Regions from separate parts of the Homo sapiens genome. Here region 1 is linked to region 2. The links are chromatin loops, found by intact Hi-C in ENCODE. Cell type or tissue: endothelial cell of umbilical vein. All regions are shown on one strand.

Region 1 (8,000 bases), 110 kb after region 2:
AATTAAATGATACTGGCTGGGTACGGTGGCTCACGCCTGTAATCCCAGCACTTTGGGAGGCCAAGGCAGGCGGATCATGAGGTCAGGAGTTCAAGACCAGCCTGACCAATGCAGTGAAACCCCGTCTCTACTAAAAATACAAAAATTAGCAAGGCGTGGTGTTGCACGCCTGTAATCCCAGCTACTCAGGAGGCTGAGGCAGGAGAATCGCTTGAACCCAGAAGGCCGAGCTTGCAGTGAGCCGAGATCGCGCCACTGCACTCCAGCCTGGGCAACAGAGCAAGACTCTGTCTCAAGAAAAAAAAAAAATTAAATGATATTTAAAATAGGTCATTCTAAATTACTACAGTAGCTTTTTAGATAGAAAATATAATTGTATTGTCAGTACCTTCCAGCTAAAGGTCTCAGGGCACACACCTGTAGCAGGTCAGCTGAGTGTATTGCCAGGAAAGCAATGGTGAGCACACACCATGGGAAACTTCAGTAAAGTGGGGCATCTTGGGAAGAGGAGGTTGGAAAGGACCGGGAGGATTGGATTTGGGCTTGGAATGGGTGGCTTGGGGGAGTATACCAGGAAGTTTGGGGTTTGTTCTGAGTTGGGTGTTGTTAGGGACAATTCTAGGACTGGTTTTCTTAGTAAAGCTTAACTGAAAGGAAATCAGAATAGAAATTAACACTGTACTTTGTTAAAAAAAACAAACAAAAAAACCAGCAGTTGCTTCTGTTAGCTGGGATCGGGGGTGTTGGTCATGTTTGTGGTTTGGAAGATGTTCCTGTTTTGCCTGTGTTGGGACATGATTACAGAGTGGTTATCTTTGTGCCTTGAGTCCTCATGACCACAGGGGCCTTATCTGTTGTTGAAGTTCTGTGAGATTGCCTGTGTTCACAGGAGAATGCCCGGCTGAGGTAGGCGTGCCAGGCTAGTGCATGGCAACACCAAGACCTGGCTGATGGAGCTAGGCCTGTTATGGACGTGAGGGACTGCCTTTCTCTTTGCCAAAATGAAGACAGCAGTTGAAATTATTTCAAACGCTTTTTATGAAATTAGTTAACATTTGACCTAATTGAGAGGTTTGAATCTTACCTGCTTCCTTGTAGTGTCACAAACATGAATTGACTGAAATTGCAAAGAGTGAGGGAAGGCTGAGAGATTGCAAAACCCGTAATTGTGCTCAACAACATTTAATCAAAATTTAACTTCTCAACTTTCAGCTATTGTAATTTATAAACCATTCTCTCTGTTGCAGTAGAAACCATTGAAGGTTTTCAGTGTTCTCCCTATCCTGAAGTTGATCATTTTGTTCTTTCTTTGGTGAATAAAGATGGCATTAAAGGAGGTAAAGTTAATCTCATCCTTTGTTAACTGTTATATGATAGAGTGATAGTAGCTTTAGAAACATTATTTGCATTTTAGGAATTCGGCGTTGGAACTACTTTTTCCCAGAAGAATTACTGGTTTATGATATTTGTAAATATCGGTGGTGTGAAAACATTGGAAGAGCCCATAAGAGTAATAATATAATGTAAGTAATATTAATGATTTGTGTGTATTTAACCAATATTATATTTTAAATATTTATAACTTTTAAAGTTGCGAATATGAAAACTATTTTGTTTTAAAAATAAATTTAGTTGTATTAAATTTCTTTTTTTTTTCCAAGACGAAATCTTGCTCTGTCGCCCAGGCTGGAGTACAGTGGCGCGATCGCGGCTCAGTGCAACCTCCGCCTCCTGGGTTCTAGCAATTCTCCTGCCTCAGCCTCCTAAGTAGCTGGGATTACAGGCGCCTGCCACTACACCCAGCTAATTTTTGTATTTTTAGTAGAGACAAGGTTTCACCATGTTGGCCAGGCTGGTCTCGAACTCCTGACCTTGTGATCCACCCACCTCAGCCTCCCAAAGTCCTGGGATTACAGGTGTGAGCCACTGCACTCAGCTGTTGTATTAAATTTCTATTTGTTGTATATGGTTAGCATTACATAATATTTAATTTAAATGTTGTGATTATTGCGTTGCTTCTAGCATGTCAGCTTTATGTGTACTTTCTTTGCTAAGATAACCCCTTAGTATATGTGGAGAGGACAAAGGTGGGGTTGAGCAGGGCTGGGAGAAGGCTGTGGGCAGGGAGCAGTGAGGATGGGAAGCATGCCTGTCCTTCCTGTTGCCATTGGCCCTTGCCACCTTATGGACTCTACGTCGAAAGTGCGCAGGTTTGGGCAAGAAGGGATCTCCTCAGTTAGTGTTAAGAGCTGGAGCTAGGATTGTGTTAACTCGTTCAAGACACAGCATGGTACTGAGGGAACTAGTATTTATTGAATGCTTGCTATATATGCCAGGCCCTGTTTTAGAGATTTTCTTTAAAACGCCCATGGGAAGAGGAGGGAAAGTAAAGGATGAAGTAAAGCCAGAAATAGAACTTTAAAATATAAAAGGATGTGATTAGAATAGAGATAAATAGATACCCAGTAGTTATCAGTTATGAGGTGAGAAATTTTGCTGTTTTTTATTTCATGTCAAAGCAACTCCCGTATCCTCAAGCATATGCGGCCTGTGTGCTGGACATGGGGAATGATCGGGAAGCTCTTGCTGGGAAGCTGGAAACACATTGGGTAGCATGGTTCAGTGCCATACTTGATATACTTAGATTAATTCAGTTTAAAAAAAGCTTGCAAAAACTATATGCTCAATACACAAAGCTATAACGTAGAAAACACGAAGGAGATACAGTGCCACAGCCAGGGCATAACTGCAGCTATCAGTTGACGTTTCTTCTGTTCTTTTTTCTATGCGTATTAACTTACCAAAAAATCATTATTACATGGTGATCATAACACCTTGTATTATGTCTCCATAATCTATTCTGTTTTTTAACCGTGGAATATATCATACATACAAAAGTATAGATAACACACTTTTTTTTATTTTCTGAGATGGAATCTCACTCCGTTGCCCAGGCTGGAGTGCAGTGGCATGATCTCAGCTCACTGCAACCTCCGCTTCCTTGATTCAAGTGATTCTCCTGCCTTAGCCTCTCAAGTAGCTGGGATTACAAGTGTGTACTACCATGCCCGGTTAATTTTTGTAATTTTAGTAGAGACGGAGTTTCACTATGTTGGCTGGGCTGGTCTCAAACTCCTGACCTCAAGTGATCTGCCCGCCTTGGCCTCCCAAAGTGCTGGGATTACAGGTGTGAGCCACCGCACCCAGCCGATAACACACTTGTATACGCACATTTTAAAGACTAAAGTGACCACCTGTTGTATCTGCCGCCCACCTTAACAACCAGAAGCTGATCAAACCTCAGAAGCACCTGTGGGCCCAACCCCAATTTCCTTCTCTCCCTGGCCCTCAGAGATGGTAGCCAGTATCCCGATTTTGTGTTCATCTTTTCCTCGCTTTTATGATTTCTCCCATATACGTTCATATCTCTAAACAATATACTGTTTTCTTTTTCTTTTCTTTTGTTTTTTGAGACAGAGTTTTGCTCTTGTCGCCCAGGCTGGGGTGCAATCGCACGATCTCGGCTCACTGCAACCTCTGTCTCCCGGGTTCAAGCAATTCTCCGGCCTCAGCCTCCCGAGTAGCTGGGATTACAGGCATGCGCCACCATGCCCAGCTAATTTTTTGTATTTTTAGTAGAGACGGGGTTTCTGCATGTTGGTCTGGCTGGTCTCGAACTCCCGACCTCAGGTGATCTGCCTGCCTTGGCTTCCCAAAGTGCTGGGATTACAGGCATGAGCCACCGTGCCCGGCCATAAACAATATAGTGTTTTCTTTTGCTTGTTTTCGAATCGCATCCTCTCCCTTGCCTTGCGGTAGCATATCTGTGATTTTCACCCACGTTGCAGTATGTAGCTGTTGCTTATTTGTGTCACTATTGTGCAGCATGCCATGTGTATAAATATAAATAGGCCACAGTTTATCTGTTTTCCCACAGTGGACATTTGGGTTGCTATTATAAACCGTGAAGGTGGGAACCGTGTTGTACATATCACCTAGTATACATGTGCTAGAGTTTCTCAAAGTGGACTTGCTGTGTCGTGGAATATGCACATAATTAATTTTACTAGATCATAAATTGTTTTCCCAAATGGGTGTGCCAGTTTATAGTCCTGCCAGCAGTGTTTTGAGATTTTTCTACTGTTCCATATTCTCACCAACACTTTAGTATTGTTAGGATTAAAAAATTGGTTTTGCTCATCTGGCAGATGTAAAACAATATTGTAGTTTTCTTGGGAATTTCCCTGATTACTAATGAAGTTGAGGATGGATAATCAAATTACATCCACACAGATCAGAAATCTTGCCCAGTGTCAAGCTTTACTAATAATGTAGGAATACAAGGAATGAAAAGGCACAAATGGGGCAGAGTGAGGCCCGGGGCATCTGGCCCGGCTCCCCTGGCCCTTCCTGCTCTTTCTGACTCAGGAGGAAACCCGAGGCAGGCGTGAGCAATCCATGCACACAGCAGGAAGCACCGAGGTTGTGAATCACCTGCATTTTACACTCAAGTTGCACAGCTGGGTGACATTTCCGGAAAGCATGCCTCATAATGCATTGATTCTAGACTTTTTACCAAATGCAGTTCTAAAGTCAGAAACGTCCTACGAAGAGCATTCTGTAGGTAAGGACTGAACTCCTAGCGTTTGGTCCAGACGTTCCCCGATTTTCTTGGTTCATGGTTCCCCTGGTGTCTTTGTTTCTTCACATTTTCTCTGAGGCTGACAGAAATACCCGAGCTCTGGTAATGAATTTCAAACAACTTGGTAAGTGTTTATGTCCGAACAGTTTAGTAGCAGTTTGAATAATAGTATCCATAAACTAAAAAAAAAAGCCACTTTTCATTCTTAAATACAATTACTTATTAATGGGATGTATACTCTCCATTTTTTCATTTTTTTGAGACAGGGTCTCGCCCTGTCGCCCAGGCTTGAGTGCAGTGTGATGGCCCAGGCTTGAGGACAGAGTGCAGGAGCTCACTGCAGCCTTGATCTCCTGGGCTTGAGCGATCTTCCTGCTTCAGCCTCTCACGTAGTTTAGACTACAGGTGTGCCACCATGGCTGGTTAATTTTTAAATTTTTTGTAGGTGGGATCTCCCTCTCTTGCCCAGGTTGGCCTTGAACTCCAGCCTTCAAGCTATCCTCCCACCTCAGCCTCCCAAAATGCTGGAATTACAGGTGTGAACCACCTCACCAGGCCTATGTATGCACTCTTAAACCCTGGAATCAGATTAGACCCCACCCTCCCCAACTCATACCTTGTTCTCCATTGATGTTAATGGTGCTTTTTTTTTTTTTTTTTTTTTTTTGAGATGGAGTCTTGCTCTGTCACCCAGGCTGAAGTGCAGTGGTGCAATCTCGGCTCACTGCAACCTCTGCCTCCTGGCTTCAAGCAATTCTCCTGCCTCAGCCCCCCGAGTAGCTGGGATTACAGGTGCCCACCGCCACGCCTGGCTAATTTTTGTTGTATTTTTATTAGAGATGCGGTTTCACCATGTTGGCCAGGCTGGTCTCGAACTCCTGACCTTGTGATCCACCCACCTCGGCCTCCCAAAGTGCTGGGATTACAGGCGCGAGCCACCATGCCCGGCCTGATGTTAATGGTGCTTTCTATTACAACCACACCCCAAAGCCCAGCTCTACAAAGATGGAGCATGAATGAAAGGAATGAAGTCACATGTGAACTGCAGGCAAGGAGTTTTCAGATTGCTCAAGAAATGTCAAGTATCACTGTGTTTTCTAGCAGTATTTCAATATCCTGCAGTGCCCGGGGCACCTTCCTGTACAGTTTGGGAGCCACAGCATTATTAGCTCATTAATTGGGAGGCCTGTTACTAGAATGTTTAAGGGAAGATTAGACTAAGTCACCTGCCTTTTTTTGCTCCTGGGTGCAGGTCCCTTACCACCTCCCCATCCCACACCTCACCTACTGCCATGGGGAGTGTTAACCATCTTATTTCCTTTTCTGTAAAATGTGGGAACATTTTCAACTATTTAATCAAATCTTTAAGAATTTTAGTGATTATAGGATTGTTTAGGTTTTCTGTTGCTTTTTAAGTTTGCTTAGTTTATTTTTATGTAGTACTTTATTTTACAAAAACTTTCAAAGTTACTGGCAAAAGTTGTTCACAATATTGTTTTCTTAAAAACATATGATGCATTTAATTTCTAATAACATTTGTGTCTTTGCCTTATTTTTAAATCAATTTTACCCTAATTTCATTTTCTTCAAATGTAGGCCTCGTTGATTCTTTTTACTTTTGTCTCTTTATGACTGCCTGCCTTTTATTTATTTATTTACTTATTTATTTATTTAGAGACAGAGTCTCACACTGTCACCCGGGCTGGAGAGCAGTGGCACCAGCTTGGCTCACTGCAACCTCCGCCTCCCAGGTTCAAGTGATTCTCCTGCCTCAGCCTCCCAAGTAGCTGGGATTACAGGTGCCCCCCACCACGCCCAGCTAATTTTTGTATTTTCAGTATAGACGGGGTTTCACTATGTTGGCCAGGCTGGTCTCTTTATTCAGTTCGTTGTTTTCCACGTTAGTCACTTAATCCATGTATCTTTAGCTATTCTTCTTTCATAACACAAGATTTTAAGACTATAAATTACCCTCTAAAGGTGACTTTAGCTGCATTTCACATATTTTAATATGTACACTTCCAGTCCACTCAGGTCTAAGCGTTTTCTAATTTCCACTATTTTTCCTTGAACCATTGGTTGTTTCAAGTTGTTCTTAATTTCCAAATTATGGATTTCTATTAGTTTTATTTCTAAAATTTGCTTTATGCTCAGATGTGTTCTGTATGAAGTGATGATTTTAAATTTGATAAAATTCACTTTATAGCTAGCATGGAATTGGTTTTATAAAGAACTGCTTCATATTTACCTATTAGATCAAACTTCTTAATTGCTTTTTGTCATTCATTTTTTCTGTATCCTTATTGGACCTTTTTTGTGGTTATCCTTTGATCTATAAATTACTGAGAGTATGTTTTTTAAAAACCTTGATTTATGGTAGATTTGTTTATCATTGTGGTCCTGTCCATTTTTGCTCACATATTTTGCAGCTGTATTATTTGGTGAGTACAGGTTGAGAATTGTTACATCTTCCTGGGGGAACTTTCATCAGTATCTACTTTTTGCCCTGCAGTTCATTTTGTGTGATTTTTGGCAACCACCGTTTTGATTGGTATGTATCTATCCTTATCCTTTTACTTTTTAATTTTTCTCCATCTTTAAGTCTTAGGCATATTTCTTGGAACAGCATGCAGCTGGATTTTGTTTTCTACCCAGTCTTGGTATTAATACTTTTTTTTTTTTTTTAAACATAAAGGATTCTGGTTGATCTGAAAAATGAAGTTTGGTATCAAAAATGTCATGACCCTGTATGTAAAGCAGAAAACTTCAAATCTGACTGTAAGTTACTAATTTTTACATTTACCACAAAGTAAAAATTAGATAACTGTAATATGTAATAGTTTTGCTATCTTTCTGATTCAGGTTTCCCATTACCTGCTGAAGTATGTCTCCTGTTTCTTTTCAAAGAGGTAAGTACAGATTTTAGTGTCTTTCTCCTTACCAGGGAGTTCTTGGTACAATAGTATACCTGAGCCATGAGTAGTGTCCAAATAGCATTGAAACCCATTTGCTACCTTGTTTTCACTTATGACTGTATTATAGGAATATATTGTAGTGATTTTCCCATTTCAGCACATATCTGATAATACAAACCTTTTTTTTTTTTTTTTACTGCTGCTTGAGGTGTACAGTTTAATCAGTCCCAGACATTTAAGAAGTTTCCCATATTTTGCTTTTCAAAGTAACAAAATACCCATCTTTGTATTTCTTTGAACATCTGTATCTGTAGGATGAATTTCTAGAAGTAGAATTGTGTCAAAGGGCATATTCAGTTTTAATTTTGGTAGGTATTACCAGGTTGTCAAACCAACATTTTTCTCTTAAAGATTTTTTATTTACCCAAATAATTAACGTGCAT
Region 2 (8,000 bases):
ATCAATAAATACAAGACCTTTGGCTGGAGAAACTCACAGTTCTTGGCCTGGAATGAACAACCAACAAATCATTGCAATTCTATGTGATGTGCATTATTGTAGCATCATAATGATCTTTTCTTTTTCATATGTTCCCCCAAATGACAATGGCCCAACAAAATGTAAATGGAGGTTACAGGGATCCAGCATCTTAAACAATTCTTCTATGCTCCCTCTCCAGGTTCCTCTGCCAAGATGCAAATACTCCAAGAATGACAATGCCTTTATCAAATCCATTCTCTCTTACTTGAAGTCAGCCTGAGGTCATAGGATGCAACTTTCCCCAGATAATTTTGCCCCATCCTTCATAAACCTTCAAATCTAGCCTGTGACAGACTTCAAAGACAAAACAAAACAAAACAAATTTTCCTGTTATTCACATTTTTAAAAACACCTGTTAACTTCATCACTTTATTCTTTTTCCAATATCAGTGTAGAAACCACAAATTGCTTTGAAAATAATACATTATTAACATCATCAAACATCAAAAATATCAGGCAGAACAAATAACTTTATAGAGTTTGTCTAAATAAGACAATTGGAAAGACAAACTTTTAAAGTATCCTAATTTAATAGAAAATTGTTCAAAATACGATGAAGCAAACAGAAAAAAAACTTAGGAACCAGTATCATGAAAAGAAAGTAAATACAGTGAGCTGAGCTTTGGGTGTGTTTATCATGAAAATGGAAAATGAGAAGGAGCCAACATGCAGTGATCTGAATAAAAGGTGTTATTACTAACATATTTTAGTAATAAGCAAACTGAACTATATTCATCCCTTCATCTACTCAATGACCAAAAGGAATAATGCTTTAGGTTTGCGCAACTTTGGTTAAAAGGATGAAAAACCTTTTGAGCTATTTAAAAAGCAACTAATTGGGCCAGGCGTGGTGGCTCATAATTCTAGCACTTTGGGAGGCCAAGGTAAGAGGATCACTTGAGCTCAAGTATTTGAGACCAGCTTGGGCAACATAGTGAGGCCCCACTTCTCCAAAAAAAATTTTCAATTAGTCAGGCATGGTGGCGCACACCTGTAGTCCCAGCTACTTGGGAGGCTGAGGTGGCAGCATCTCTTGAGCCTAGAAGTTTGAGGCTGCAGTAAGCTATGATTGCACCCCTACACTTCAGCCTGGGTGACAGAATGAGACCCTGTCTCAGAAAAGAAAAAAAAAAGTAACTGAAATTAAATTAGACCAACTGTAGGATTAATTTAATTTAATTTGGAGTAGTTTAGGAAAACATGTTTCCTGAAGAAATGACAACCAAAGAATGACAGACACTTCCTTAAATATCTAAAAAGCTGCTAATGTCTTTGTTTAGATAGCTGTCACTGACAAAGGACCAACAATGATGGCTTTTACTTTTATAAAAATTGTAAGACTTTGGGTTAAAGATGACAAAATGAAGCCTAATAACAAGTTCTACCTCTCTTAACACCTAAAGACAACAGAAAAAGCACAAGTCACCTGGAGTAACCAGACACAGAAACAGGTCAGGCTGTAAACTTCAGAAGGAGACGATGGTCAACAAAAAGGGAAAGAAAATGTTGGCAAGGCCCATCCAGGTGCCAGATCCGCTCCCACCAAAGAAAAGAGGTCTGGAGCCACTGGGCAGTACACAACAGGCAGTGTCTAGGGCCACAAAGCCATAAGGACCTCCAAGGACATTTCAGATCTCAAAAAAATGTTATCCTATCAAAATGAAAAATATAAGAATAAAAATTAATTAAAATGTTAGGTCTATACTATAAAAACCCTTTCAAAAATTTTATAGGAAAATTATATTTAGTCTGGGCGTGGTGGCTCACACCTGTCATCCCAGCACTTTGGGAGGCCAAGGCAGTTGGATTGCTTGAGCCCAAAAGTTCCAGACCAGCCTGGGCAGCATGGCAAAACCCTGTCTCTACCAGAAACACAAAAATTAGTGGGGCGTGGTGGCACACGCCTCTAATCTCAGCTACTTGGGAGGCTGAGGCACGAGAATTGCTTGAACCCAGAGGCAGAAATTGCAGGGAGCTGGGATTGCGCCACTACATTCTGATCTGGGTGACACAGCAAGACTCTGTCTCAAAAAAAAAAAAGAAAAAAAAAAGATTAGCATTGACTTCACTTTTACTTTAGTCATTTTTTTCTGTTAAATTCAAGTAAAATACAACCACCCAAGTAAAAAAAAAAAATCTTGTTGAATTAGCTCAATGGAAGAAGGAGATGATGAAGATAAGAACGGTAAATAGAAATGACTCAATCTGAACAGAGACACATGGGCTGAAAAAAATAGAGTCTCAGGAAGCCTTGAAATAACAAAAGTTCTAGCGTTCATTTCACTGGAGTCATACAAGGAGAAAAGACATCATAAGAAGCTGAAAAAAGAATTTAGAGAAATAACAGCTGAAAACATCCCAAATTTGGTGAAAGACATAAGTCTTCAGATTCAAGAAAATCTGAGTGAACTCCAAGTTAAATAAATCCAAAGCAGTCCCTACCAAGACACATCATAATCAAACTTCCAAAAGCAAAAGGCAAAGAAAGCAATCTTTTTTTTTATTTTGTTTTTTTTTCTTTTTTTTTATTATACTTTAAGTTTTAGGGTACATGTGCACAACATGCAGGTTTGTTACATATGTATACATGTGCCATGTTGGTGTGCTGCACCCATTAACTCGTCATTTAACATTAGGTATATCTCCTAATGCTATCCCTCCCCCCTCCCCCCACCCCACAACAGGCCCCAGTGTGTGATGTTCCCCTTCCTGTGTCCATGTGTTCTCATTGTTCAATTCCCACCTATGAGTGAGAACACGCGGTGTTTGGTTTTTTGTCCTTGCGATAGTTTGCTGACAATGATGGTTTCCAGCTTCATCCATGTCCCTACAAAGGACATGAACTCATCATTTTTTATGGCTGCATAGTACTCCATGGTGTATATGTGCCACATTTTCTTAATCCAGTCTATCATTGTTGGACATTTGGGTTGGTTCCAAGTCTTTGCTATTGTGAATAGTGCCGCAATAAACACACGTGTGCATATGTCTTTATAGCAGCATGATTTATAATTCTTTGGGCATATACCCAGTAATGGGATGGCTGGGTCAAATGGTATTTCTAGTTCTAGATCCCCGAGGAATCGCCACACTGACTTCCACAATGGTTGAACTAGTTTACAGTCCCACCAACAGTGTAAAAGTGTTCCTATTTCTCCACATCCTCTCCAGCACCTGTTGTTTCCTGACTTTTTAACAAAGAAAGCAATCTTAAAAACAATCAGTAAGAAATGAAACGTTTCCTGCAGGGGAACACCAACCCAAATAACAACAGAAATCATCCAAAATCACAGAGGCCAGAGGAGGTGACGTGACAATTTGCAAGTCTGAAAGAAAACGTCAACTGCACATTCTATATTCAAAGAAAATATTCTTCAGAAAGGAAGGGGAAATAAATGAAAACGCCCTCAGACCAAAGAAAACAAAGAGAATTTGTCACTAGCACGCCTACCACTAAAGAATAGCTGAAGTAATTTTTCCAGATAGAAAGGAAATGATAACAGAAGAAGGCCAAGAACTTGAGAGGAAAGTAAGAACCATGGAATGAGTAAAACTAAAGATAAATATAATAGACTTGCCTTCTTCTTATGAATTTCTGAAATCATATTTGATGATTAAAGCAAAAATTGTAATAGCATATGTTGGAATGCTCAATATAAAAAAATAAATATTTGAAAGAATTATACCTAAAAAGTAGAGAGGATAAAGACCTAAATGAAAGTAAGTTTTCAATGCTCCACTGCAAGGAGTTAAATGTTGATAGCAATAGGCTAAGTTATAGATATATACTGTAATACCTACAGCAACCACCGAGAGAGCTATGTAAAGTGATATACTCAAATACAGTATAAATTAAACAAGATGGAATTTTAAAAGTGATCAAGTATCCCATGGGAAGACTAGAACAGGGAAACAGGAAACAAACAGAAAACAAATAATAAAATGGCAGAATTAAGCTCTAACACATCAAGAATTACTTTAAAAGTACATGGTCTATCAATTTACCTTTGATGTAAAGAATAGAGATGGCAGTTTAAAGAAAATAAAACATAACCCAACTACATGCCATCTACAAGAACCTCACTTCAAATACAGCATAAATAAGTTGACACTAAAAAAAAAAAGAAAAGAAAAGAAAAGAAAGAAAAGAAAAGAGAAGAAAAGAAAAGAAAAAAGATATGTTATGCTAACATCAGTAATAAGCAAGAGTTGGCCAGGCGTGGTGGCTCATGCCTGTAATCCCAGCACTTTGGGAGGCCAAGGCAGGAGGATCACCTGAGGTTGGGAGTTCGAGACCAGCCTGACCAACATGGAGAAACCCCGTCTCTACTAAAAATACAAAAATTAGCCGGGCGTGGTGGCACATGCCTCTAATCCCAGCTACTCAGGAGGCTGAGGCAGGAGAATCACTTGAACCCAGGAGGCAGAGGTTGCAGTGAGCCGAGATTGCACCACTGCACTCCAGCCTGGGCAACAAGAGTGAAACTCCGTCTCAAAAAAAAAAAAAAAAAAAAAAAAACCCAAAAGTGGTTGTATTGATAACAGATAAAATAGATTTCCAAAAAAAGTTAATAAGGACATTACATAATGTAATAAGAAACATTACATTATAATTTAAAAATCTTTATGTAAAGAGACACATTACATAATGATTTAAAAATCATCAAAAAGACAGAGATCCTGAATGTATGCATCCAACAACAGAGCTTCAAAATGCAAACAAATGCAAATTAATGCTTTTTATACAAATGAGCACTGTAGCAGTCTCATTTATGCAGAATTATTTTTGTCTATCCATCTTTCCTCGTCTATTTTTCTTTTCTTTTTTTTTTTTTTGAGATGGAGTCTCACTCTGTTGTCCAGGCTGGAGTGCAATGGCGCGATCTTGGCTCACTGCAACCTCCACCTCCCGGGTTCAAGCGATTCTCCTGCCTCAGCCTCCTGAGTAGCTGGGATTACAGGCGCCCACCACCACGCCTGGCTAATATTGTGTGTGTGTGTGTGTGTGTGTGTGTGTGTGTGTGTGTGTGTGTGTGTTTATTTTAAGTAGAGATGGGGTTTCACCATGTTGGCTAGGCTGGTCTCAAACTCCTGACCTCAGGTGATCCACCCGCCTCGGCCTCCCAAAGTGCCGGTATTACAGGCCTGAGCCACCATGCCCGGCCCACCTGTCTATTTTCCCATCCTTCTATCTGTCTGTGCATGTGCCAAGAGGAGAGAGAATGGCATGGTGTTTTCCTGGATTGATGACAGCTATTTCTAGATCATGGAGGTGGGAATGCTTATTGGTCATCTTCTTCTTTTTTATATTGATTCATTTTTTAAAAACAAGCATTTTATAACAATAAAGTAATAAAAATAACTAAAATAATCTAAAAATAATTGAGTTGAATATTTAAACTTTTTATTGACATTTCAAATTAGATTCTAATTAGATTTTAGAACAGCCTCTCATAGAAGCAGACGTACTCAATTATGTTAACTCTGTGGTTTCATTTCAGCAATTTGTTTTGCGAAGGGACACAAATCCAACCAGATTTTAACAGTGTGTACATATTTATTAATTAAATTACAGTTACAATACCCTCAACTCGCCATTTGAATAAAGGAGAGCATCCGATCTCTGTTCTGGGGCACCGAGCATTATAGGTGTGTGGAAATACCGATGCCCTCAGCCGTGGGGCAGGCTCAGTGGGACCTGGAGTGCTGGAGCCCCTGGGCCATTCACCTCTGGCCACAAAAGCCATTGTCCATTTACCCTCAACTGCTATAGAAATATTATTTTCAGTGGTTGTTAAGATGCGAAAGAAAAGAAGCAGGGAGATTTATTAAGCCTTTACGTATAAGTTACGTTAGTAAATAAAGTGGACTTTCTGGCCAGACGAGGTGGCTCACGCCTGTAATCCCAGCACTTTGGGAGGCTGAGGTGGGTGGATCATGAGGTCAGGAGATCAAGACCATCCTGGCTAACACTGTGAAACCCTGTCCCTACTAAAAATACAAAAAAAATTAGCCAGGCGTGGTAGCGGGTGCATGTAGTCCCAGCTACTCGGGAGACTAAGACAGGAGAATTGCTTAAACTTGGGAGGCAGAGGTTGCAGTGAGCCGAGATCACGCCACTGCACTCTAGCCTGGGCGACAGAGTGAGACTCTGTCTCAAAAAAATATATAAATAAAATAAAATAAAAAATGAAGTGGACTTTCTTCTGGCTTAACTAAAAAACTATACTAGTATTTATGCCTTTTGGAAAATGGAGATGCCAATTTAAATATTATGAAGCGGAGCAATTGATTATTAGGTAAGACAACCAATGGCAACTGCAGGGGTTATGGGTTACATGTATAAGAATATTTCATAGCAATAATCTTTTAAGACTATGTGATGAGACTCCACAGTTAGGCAGAAATTAGAACAGAATTAATACTACTGTGTAGGCTCTCAGTTCACCAATTTATCACAACTAGCTTTATGATTCAGGAGGGCATCTGTTCTTTTGCAATTGGAAGAAAAAAAATATTTTATTTTTCTATTCTTTAGATTTTCTTCACTAACAGTATTTCCAAGGCTAAGTAAGGGAGTTACAAGTAGCACCAAGAGAAAAAAGCAGGGTTGAGCAGCTTTTAAAATATGGTCTTAAAATATGGAAAATAGAGCCAGGTGTGGTAGCTCACACTTGTAATCCCAGCACTTTGGGAATCTGAGGGAGGAGGATTGGTTGAGGCCAAAAGTTTGAGACCAGCCTGGGTAGCATAGCAAGATCCCTATCTTTACAAAAAGAAATAGTCATGTTTTAAAAAAATAGCTGTATGTGGTGGTGCATGCCTAGAGTCCTAGTTACCTGGGAGGCTGAGGTAGGAGGAGCTCTTGAGCCCAGGAGTTCAAGTCTGCAGTGAGCTACGATTGCACCACTGTACTCCAGCCTGGGCAACAGAGTGAGACCCTGTCTCTCTCTCTATTATATAATTTTATATATATATATATATATATATATATATATATGGAAAAGGGAAAGGGCCAAGAATATCAAAGACATTATTGAAGAAGAGGAAAGATTTATCCTGCCAAATATCAGAACTTTTATAAAGCTGTGGCAATTAAGACAGTGTGGTCTTAACTGATAAACTGACCAATGAAACAGATAGAGAGCTCCCAAACAAATCTCCATAAATTTAATCTTTGATATGTGATGTAGATCACATGGCAGATCAGCAAGGAAAGGAAGGACTTTTCAATAAATAGAATAGAAAAATAATGGTTATTGATATAGGAAACAAAATGAAATTATATTCCTACTTCACTCTATATACAAACATTAAATTCCAGATGGACCAAGACTTACATGTCAGAAACAAAACTTTAAAACTTTTATTACAAAATGTAAGTGAATGAGACACAAAAAGGCATTTAACCATCAAAAAAGATTAGAAATTTTGACTATCACAAAATTAAGACCTTCTTACATCAAAAAGTGAAAAGATAAGCCGGGCGCGGTGGCTCACGCCTGTAATCCCAAAACTTCGGGATGCTGAGGCAGGCGGATCACCTGAGGTCAGGAGTTTGAGACCAGCCTGGCCAACATAGTGAAACCCCGTCTCTACTAAAAATACAAGAAATTAGCAAGACATTGGTGGAAGACACCTGTAATCCCAGCTACTTGGGAGGTTGAGGCACAAGAATCATCTAAACCAGGGAGACGGAGGTTGCAGTGAGCCACTGCACTCCAGCCTGGGTGACAGAGCGAGACTCCGTCTCAAAAAAAAAAAATTAAAAGTTAAAAAAATAAAAAGAGTGAAAAGATAAACTATAAACTGGAAGAAGATATTTGCAGTACCTAAAACCTACACAAGATTAATATCATATCAACAAAGCATAAGGAGCTCCCATGAATTCATTTTTAAAGTAGCAACCCAACAGAAAA

The links. Hi-C counts contacts between places; a loop is a spot of excess contacts. Peaks named below come from ENCODE experiments on the same cell type or tissue, not always from the same donor. Only the 100,000 strongest peaks of a DNase experiment are listed, where the experiment ranks them.
Region 1: a loop joins it to region 2, with 8 times the contacts of the local background. A loop is called at or near these places in 1 of 110 quality-filtered maps.

The regions. Positions count from the first base shown.
Region 1 is chr4:184,684,162-184,692,161 of GRCh38, forward strand. It overlaps PRIMPOL (primase and DNA directed polymerase), which reads left to right. Exons shown (of 14, transcript NM_152683.4): 10 at 1,248-1,337; 11 at 1,415-1,523; 12 at 7,338-7,420; 13 at 7,505-7,551. Among named protein-coding and RNA genes, the nearest start is that of PRIMPOL, 38 kb to the left of the region's middle. RefSeq lists an enhancer at 4,013-5,212. In endothelial cell of umbilical vein, no CTCF peak of the experiment used is centred here; a DNase peak (open chromatin) is centred at 4,460; H3K27ac peaks cover 2,491 bases.
Region 2 is chr4:184,571,612-184,579,611 of GRCh38, forward strand. No RefSeq gene overlaps it. Among named protein-coding and RNA genes, the nearest start is that of LINC02427, 38 kb to the left of the region's middle. In endothelial cell of umbilical vein, no CTCF peak of the experiment used is centred here; DNase peaks (open chromatin) are centred at 2,310 and 3,470; H3K27ac peaks cover 2,240 bases.